2 separate regions of the Homo sapiens genome follow, and region 2 is linked to region 1. A link is a contact called in ENCODE Hi-C or POLR2A ChIA-PET data. All regions are on one chromosome and are shown on one strand. Each heading gives the region's core, a stretch centred on a gene start or an enhancer-like site at or near the end of the contact. The rest is flanking DNA. Distances are from core to core; before and after follow the strand shown. Region 1 holds the start of NOL4 (nucleolar protein 4). Region 2 has its middle 49 kb from the start of DTNA.

Evidence for each region. Hi-C counts contacts between places; a loop is a spot of excess contacts on that map. ChIA-PET counts read pairs that join two places held with the same protein, here RNA polymerase II (POLR2A). Pooled maps may share reads with other maps.
Region 2: a map of PC-3 shows a loop between it and region 1 (2.6-fold over the local background). The contact joins the enhancer-like site here to the promoter of NOL4 in region 1. A Hi-C loop is called at or near these places in 1 of 168 maps with a recorded cell type or tissue (PC-3) and 3 of 50 pooled maps. POLR2A ChIA-PET finds 5 or more read pairs at or near these places in 2 of 52 experiments (GM12878 and WTC11).

Annotation. Positions count from the first base shown.
Region 1 is chr18:34,223,421-34,227,754 of GRCh38, reverse strand. It overlaps NOL4 (nucleolar protein 4), which reads left to right and starts at 2,842. Exons shown (of 11, transcript NM_003787.5): 1 at 2,842-4,334.
Region 2 is chr18:34,658,507-34,663,094 of GRCh38, reverse strand. It overlaps a transcript of DTNA not described here. Among named protein-coding and RNA genes, the nearest start is that of DTNA, 49 kb to the left of the region's middle. RefSeq lists enhancers at 2,695-3,198, 3,199-3,702. Within about 2 kb of position 3,259, at least 23 of the 41 ENCODE cell types and tissues checked have a DNase peak (open chromatin) inside an H3K27ac peak, as active enhancers do.

The DNA of each region.
Region 1 (4,334 bases), core at 1,593-4,092:
GAGATGGGAACCATGCATATACATCTGTCTTGCTGAGGACGTTAACCCTAGAACCTGTGAGAGTAACTGAAGCTTGGTTAATATTTGTTTAATAAAAACCACAATTATTTGAAGGAATGAAAGCTTGTTTATTCTTTGAACATGGATTTTCTGATTACAGATTCTATGTTGTTTGTACTCTAACATTTTGCTGATGAACACATAGTGTTGTGTAAATATTTGTGATTGATAATAAAGTGCAAGATTTTCTGGATTTTTAAAATGTCATTTACAAACTGACCATGAAGTTGGAAGAAATTTTACTTCTATAACAAAAATCATATTGATGATAGCCCACGTTTTGGATTATTTTAAATTAAAATATAAGTTTCACATACCTTTTTGCCTTCCTCTTCCTCTCTTTTCTTCCTCTGCCTGCCAGGCAGACAGGACCCCTGGGCCCAGATTGGGGATTGGCATTCAGAAGGGGTGAAGAAAAACATTTCGGAGAGATATGCTTTGTAGCCAGGCAATTCTGAGGAAAGTGTCCTGGGAACATACCAGGTTAAATCCCAGGCAGCCTGTTCACATGAACCATATAGCTGAGGAAGCAGCTCAGGATGACCCTGAGATGGGGCTGGTCAGACCTGACTCTAGAGAAGTTCAAAGAAGGAAAATTAGTCCAGAGTAAGTTGCTGAAGCAGATTTTAGATTTTTGTTAGGTGCCTACCTTCCTAGGTGGACAAGATATGGTTGAAGGTGTTGGCTCAGCCAGCACAACTAATAATGGGTGCAAGTACAGAGCATATTACACTTTGGGTTCCACTGAAAACAAGAGAATCTGCAGGGCTCTGAGACTTAGGACCCTTGAAATCTTTGAACCCTGTATTCCTTTCCTCCAATGCAAACAGTCTTTCAGTAGTTAATCATTTACCTTTTCTTCTTAAAAAGAATGTATTTCATATAATCTATTTCATTTTGTGGGGTTTTTGTGCTTGTATATCAAATCTAGTGAATACAAGTGGGGGTTGATGACATATTTATCTTCTGGGAGTTCTGTATGTCTAGGGTGTTCTAGTTGCTATGCATTAGGGTGTCAAGTATAGTTATAAATACAATGAACACATGTGTGTGTGGTAAAGCCCTGTCATTTCCTTAAGACGGGGGACCAACTTCAACCAAACACTACCCAGCAAAAGCCAACAAGAATGGACAAAGATTATGCCTACCTTCTTCCTTCCTTCCCTTACTCTTGTTCTCCTTCTTTCATTAATTTATTAACTCAATTTATTAAGCACTTACTGTGCACATTGTTCATTGCACAAAACAAGAAAAAAGACATAAACTTTCAAGGGTTTTCCAATTAAGATTTTATTTGACCAACAAAACATACTCATATGAAAATATAAATAAGGTAAAAGGAGCAGTGTAGTCATTATGATCTAAAACAATATTTTTCAAATTGTAGGTTGCCAGTCATTCTTTGCTGGGTCATAAAATAAATTTTTTTGGTTGGGACTATACTTTACCAAATAATAATAACAAAATCAACAGGAGAGAAAAAGGCAAATATCAGTGTATATTGCAGGTAATAAAATAGATGTTTTCATAAAATTTTTGCAGAACAAATGTATGTATGCACTACATGTCAATGTAAAGTGTATGGCTTACTACAAGACAGGGCTAAAAAATGTTTGAAAGACACAATACAGATGATTATAGAAGAAAGTTAATATTAAGTTGAATGATTAAGGAAGGTTTTTGGAGGCTGAAAGTACATAAATAAAGCTTAGAGGGGATGGGATGCCTTTTTAGATGAAAAGCTGCATAAAATAGTTCTATAATTGTGAACTATAACCATATGAGAAAGTGAATTCTATAGAACCAGCTTATTCTTGAATGACTACCCCAGGACCAATTATCTTTCCAGAAACTTCCAGGAAACACATGACCAATATCTAACTAAATTGAGCTCTGATGCCACAAAGGGAAACTTAACAGAGTTGCTCCTGTGAAGTATACCCCACTAGAAGGGTGGTTCAGGATATCTTCTGTCCAATTGCGTGTTTCAAATATTTATGTATTTAAGATATTAAGATTTTTTTAATGTGAAATATCTAAAGATTCACCTCAATAAATTGAAAGTGATATTTTTCCCCTGAGTCCCTTGTATTAGATTCACTTGTGACTTCATTGGACAGTGTCTTCTCTGAGCTCTATGGTCTAATACGTATTGAACAAAAATTCAAGGACTCAACAACTGATTTATTTTAGCATTTCTTTTTAATACAAAAGAAGGAAATAAAAGAATAAAAGCAGTCGGGGTGGCCTCTGGAGAAGGGGAGCTGTTGTTGCAGGAATCTTGCAAGTTAATGAGAATTCACCCGGGACTCAAGAGGGATGGAGAGAGGGGGAGAAAGGAGATGGGGGAATGGGGTGGGGGGATAAAAACTCTTCCTTTGCAGCTGGCCCTTTCCCTCATTTGTTGCTCCAATAAGCAGTAATTAGGTCCTGAGCTAATGGTGTCAGCTGATCTGCTGTTTTTAGGCTAGACCCAGAGGAATCTCCATGGAAACCCTGCTGGAGTCGTCCCCCCACCTGGATGCTGCGTGCTCCTTTCTGCCACCTGGCTGCCGCCGGGCCCGCTGCTACCTCCTTCTGCCTCTAACCTGCAGCCTGCAGCATGCGCACTGCCCCCGGGATCCCTAAATGGGACAATTCTGCCCGTGACGTCAGCGCCCAGCCGTCTCCACAGAAACTTTTGTCCCATTGGCCAATCAGAGAGCTTGGAAGGGGCCGGGGAGGGTGGGGGAAGGAGAGGGGAGTGGGAGGGGTGGGGGTGAGGGGAGAGGCGAGAGGTTTAGCGTGTGGAGCTGCCTGCGCTCCGCCCGGGCTGTCAGTCCCGGCTCCAGCCGCCGCGAGACCTTCCCGGAGACGCGCGCACACACAGCGCACCCCCTGCACACCGCACACCCTCGCTCCCTTGCTCACACACACGCACACACTCAGCCTGGCCGAGCAGGAGCCACTGACCATTTTGCAAGTGTCAGGACCAGCTACAGCGCGGTGGGCGCAAACATCCCGCTTTCCCTTTCCGGGATTTAGTCTGGGAGACGACGACGAGGGAAGAAGGTGGGCTCGGACGCAGCCCAGGCGCCGGGCACTGGTCGGGCCGTTTTCCTGGCAGAGCCGCTCCCCGGGACGGGCGCGGGCCTCGGGTGAGAGTAGAATAAAGAGGAGCGGCCGCAGCCGCCGCGCGAGGAGGATGGGAACTCCCCTATTTCCAGCTCTGGAAACAAATGGATGGAAGTCCTGAATGGAGCAACTGCTGACTTCATCTGCTTGGAAAAATAGTCCAGAGGAACTCATATTTGGCTACTCAGAGCAGTGGAGGGGGTGTCCATGACGTGGCAGGGGGAAAATAGACAACTGAAACCTCCCGTGTGAACTGCAAACTGTGACCAAGCAAGGGGAAAATGATCTTTCTGTATATATTTTAATTTCGTGCAAAGGTTTTCAAGCATCTGTATCCTAAACTTACTTCTATGTCTTGTTCAGCAGAAACCAGAGGAGTCCTGTCTGGGGGTCCCATCATTATTCGGGATACCCGCCGCCAGCGGCCTGCCTTCGGTTACCCACATCCCCCTGGAACGGATATCTGTTTGGGGCACTACAATCTATCCTGTAGAACTATGGCCAAATCTCCATCAATGCTTTGCTAATTTCTGGGACTTAACTCGTAGAATCTACATACAGGGCTGGAATTTATTCAAAATGCATCTGAAGAAATGACATTTTAAACCGTTTTAAAAAATATCTTGATAAAAAATTCTGTAAAACAGAATTTGATAGGTTTAAAAACATGACAGGTAAGAACTTTCTCTTTCTAGTCCCTTAACACCCGTCGTGGGGAAGGTCAAAGCAGGACCCAGGAGGAAGGAGAGATCCGGGACCCGTGTGCCCTTCGGGGCTCAAAGGCGCTGGGCGGGCGGCTGCTTTCGGGAGAGGCGCAGCCCTCACTCCTGGACCACGGGGCCAGTGGCTGGGGAAGCTTCTGGGGCGCGCGCGGGGAGGCGGCGCTGCGCTCCACCTGCCCAGCCCCGGACGCAGCCCGGGGGCGAGGCGTCTAGGGACCACCCCAATTCAATATTGGGATTTTTAATAAACCAAGGAATGGGATTTTAATTATTGAAAACCCAGCTCCTCTGGGCCAGAATGGTGTTGGGATGGTCCTGGTCACAAAATATTAAAGAGACCGACCGCTAAGGGAACAGGAAAAACGTCCGAGACAGCCGTTGCAATTACGAATGGACCAGACTTGGTAGCACGGGGCATTGATTGCTGGTGCCCAACCG
Region 2 (4,588 bases), core at 2,010-4,509, 430 kb before region 1:
TTGCTTGCTTTGTTTTTCACTGGAAGTACATGGGAGTGAAGAAATATTACTACCAGTAGAGCTTGGTGCCACTGCCTTCAACCCCTAGTAATAGATTCCAGCAGTTTTACTTACCATTACTTTTGCACATCTGTGTGACTGTCCCATAGTGAAAAAGGCAAATAATATGATAGAGTTGTTATTAAAATAGTTTTAACCTCAAGAATCTCATGAAAGTGTCTTCATTTTGAGAACCGTTGTCCTAAAAGGAAGGGCATATATTAAGGTTGTTGAGACAAATCTCTGAGGTTGAATAACACAGTTGTTCCTCAGGGTTAAAGGAGATCACTTAGCACAGTGCCTGACACAACTGTCAACTCAACAGATGTTAGCTATGATTACTAATATTTATATTATCATTTCTTTTTCAGATCAAGAAGCAATGATATGAGTAAATCAGAATATCAGCTGTGTGTTGGAATTTATCCTACCTAAATCCAAATTTTAGTTCTGCAATTCTTCTGTGAGTATAAGTTACATGCAGATATGTTTTTCCTGCTATTTTAAGTGAGACTGAGATTTTTGTCCCTCACATGTCAATTTTGTAAATCCTTGGGTAATCAGTCATGAGAGACATTTCTCAGTCATTAGTTAGTGGGGACAACTGAGAGAAGGTATTTGACTGGGTCCCAGGATCGCCCAGTCCCTTATCTTCTTCCTGCCATATCATGTTTGGGAAGCAGGTATTTCCAAAGGGTTATGCAAAGCTCATAGGGACATCTAGCTGATGTAAATGATGGAAATAGGTAAGTGTAAGTCAAGGAGACCAGTCACATTGTGCCTGCATATTTTACTCTTATGAATATTTTTTACTGCCTCCAAGAAATATGTTCTCTCTCATTTTCCTTGAAATTACAAGAGGCTTGCTTGCTATGTTATTCTTTTTACCATCTTTGACCTGAGTACAAAAAAAAAAAAAACAACAACCGGTTCTTAACAACAAAATGATGCAAGCTTGATAATAAGTAACAGCTTACATTTAATCTCGGTGTTAGAAAAATAGAGAGTGATAGTGATGGAGTTGAAATGAAGAGTTTGTGCCTTGTTTATAGAGAGAAGCTCCCTCTGACTGCCACACAGAGGCGCAGACATACAGTGTGGCCACATCTTTCTATTTTCAAGCTCAGGGTGGAAATCCAGATATTTATGTGAAATTTTCCAATTTATAAATGTTGCCCCAAACTGGGTAGGCCACATAAAACATGTTGGCAGGGTTTGAAAGCTGCCACATTTTTGATTTCTCCAAATATATAACTTAATTTCCCTCCATGATCTCACTGACCATTATCCTCTGCACTTAACTCTGTCACCTCTCCTATCTTGGGGCAAAGAGGGTGGGAACAGTGGATGGAGAGGCGCCTTTATCTCCCTCTAGTGGTGAAAATATGCCAAAACAACTAGCTGAATGTTCATTCATCCTGTTTATTGAAAACTCATCTATGCGAAACTCATCCTTTGTCTGATTAAAATTAGCAAAACAGACTCTGGCTGTTATGTGTGAGATGTGAACTGAAAGGAAATTTTACTACCAGTGCAGATTAGACTCTGGGGTAAAAGAAGCCAGAAAGAGGGAGCAGGGATATCAGCCCAAGTAGGAATTTAGAAGATTCAAGAGTTTCAGACCTCATCACCAGGAAAAGAGAAGAATCTAAAAACTTGTACTCTAACAGAAGGCAGGGCCATCAATACATACTGCAGCTGGAAGGCATACACTAAGTTTTATGGGCAAAGTTGAGTATAGTGTGAATGATCAACGTATCCACTAGCTAGAGCAGTGTCTAGTAAGTACTGCTAATTTGATCCCTGTTTTAAGTATTTAATAGTACCTTAGCTCTTATTAATTAATGGAGAGCATCTCATATTCTTTGTTTAGAAGCTCCACTTGGGGAAAATGTTTTCAGGGTGGAGAATGGAATACATTTTGCAAATAAACAGAATTTCAAATAGGTTAGTAATACAGAGCTAATAAATGATACTGAGAAAGATAAAAAATAGATATCATAATAGTTGTTGACAAAAGAGTCAAACTCTGAAAAATATTTGAAAAGATAAATTTTGAGCCAAATATGAGTGGGCAATGGTCAGTGACACAGCCCTGTCTCCTGAGAACATGTGCCCAAAGTAGTCAGGCTTCAGCTTAGTTTTATACATTTTAGGGAGACAAAAGACATCAATCAATACATGTAAGATGTACACTGGTTGGGTCAGGAAAGGTGGCACAACTCAAAGCGGGGGTGGGGAGCTTCAAGGTCATAGGTAGATTCAAACAATTTCTAATTGGCAATTGGTTGGAAGACTTAAGTTATTGTCTAAAGACCTGGAATCAACAGAAGGGAATGTCTGGGCTAAGATAAGGGGTTTTGGAGACCAAGGTTCTTATTATGCAGATGAAGTCTCCAAGTAACAGGCTTCAGAGAGATTAGATTGTAAATGTTTCTTATTAGACTTAAAAAGGTGCCAGACTCTTAGTCGATTCTCTCCTGGATCAGGAAAAAGACCTGGAAAGGGAAGGGGATTCTCTACAGAATGCAGATTTTCCCCACAAGCAATAGCTTTGCAGGGCTATTTCAAAATATGTCAAAGAAATATAATTTAGAGTAAAATACTTTGATATCTTTCAGGGCCTGCTGTCTGTCAGGTGATGCTATACTAGATCAGGCTGGAATTTGGTGACCTATTGCTACAAAAAGTCTTAAGATCTCTGTTTTAATGTTAATGCTGCTCAGTTGTGCCTGAATTCCAAAGGGAGGATGTCTGACCCCCCACTTCCTCTCACGGCCTGAACTAGTTTTCCAGGTTAACTGGAATGCTCTTGGCTGAGAGGAGGGGTCCATTCCGATGGTTGGGGGGCTTAGAATTTTATTTTCAGTTTACACAGCTTTGCTTCATTTGGATGCCCATGGTGTCTTAGAACACTGTCCCCAAGTATTATATGCCTGTAGCTCAAATGTCAACTTTCAAGGATGGTTCCCTCTCTTGTATACTCATTTCTTTGCCTTCTGCCCTCCTTGGTACACTCAGATAATTTAAAGAACTGAAATACAATTGCTTTTAAAAGCTCAATACTTCATTATACTTTTGTTTTGAAAACAGTTTTTGAGTTGAGAGTATGTCAGCAAAAGCAACCAAAAGAATGTGGATGTTGTTACAAGGTCAGCTTTTCAGCAGCCGTAGGCAGCCATTACTGGCATTCTGTCAAACAATCACCACTGGCAGCGGGGCCATTCATAGGCAATGAGTCAGCAGCTCTGACAGCACTAAATACGGTCACCGGTTAATGCGCAAGATAACAGGCTCACATGCTCCTTCAGAAAGGGCTGGTGAGAGGAAGTATTTTATTTTTCAAGTTTATTTAGAAGAAGATCAGAATAGGTTGTTAAAACCCAGATGTTAAATGAGTGTGTGTGTGTGTGTGTGTGTGTCTGTGTGTGTCTGTGTGTATGTGTACGTGTTAGAATCTAGAATGAAATATATATGGATTTCTTGTGTAAGGAAAAACATGTTCAAACTGAGAGCTGAAATATCAGAAGCTAGGCATTTCAAATGAGATACTGTTGTACAAAGAAGTGCCTGCCTTATACCTGGGCTGTACAGTCCAGTAGTCATTGGCTACATGTGGCTATTGAGCAGTTGAAATGCGGCTAGCCCAAATCAAGATGTGTTGGAAGTGTAAAATCTACACAGGATTTCAAGCATACAGTACAAAAAAGGAATAAAAGACCTCATTAATAACTTTTTATATTAGTTACATGTTGAAATGATAATAGTTTTGATATATTGGACTAAGTAAAATATATTTAGATTAATTTCACCTGTTTCTTTTTCCTTTTTTAATGTGGCTACTAGAAAATTTATAATTACATATGTGGCTTGCATCCTGTTTCTATTGGATAGTACTATTTTAAAGGAAGATATTTGCTATCATCTCCTTCCAGTCATAACACACACATGCGTGCACACACACACACACGTACAGTAAATGGATAGGAAGGCAGTAGGTGTTTTAAAAATGCAGGCTGCAAAATTCCACTTAAGGTGCTGATTTGAAAATCCCAGTTCTCTAAGCTAAAGAACAGTGCAACATACTCCATAGCACTGAAAGATATTCTACCCTGAATTGTCATTAGGCCTCAGCCGTGGTTACAGTGGAGAAAGAGTGTTAGCCATATTTATTTAATTCTGGCCATTTTATTAAGAAAGAAAGGGCACTGTCCAAGATGCTGAGAAATGACACTCTCATAAAAGAACAAAATGAGCACTGTAGAAATAAATTAGTGTTGTTCTCTGGACTTTTCTGTTCTGTTTTAGACTTGAATGCTCTTAACACTGCTTTGGTGGTGGTAATCAAGACAGTATTATAACATATTGGGCTTAAACTTTGACTTAATAAGGATTTTGATAAAGGCCACATTCAGTGGCTCAAGCCTGTAATCCCAGCACTTTGTAAACCAAGGGAGGTAGACTGTTTGAGATCAGGAGTTTGAGACCAGCTTGGGCAACATGACAAAACCCCATCTCTACAAAAATACAAAAAAATTAGCCAGATATG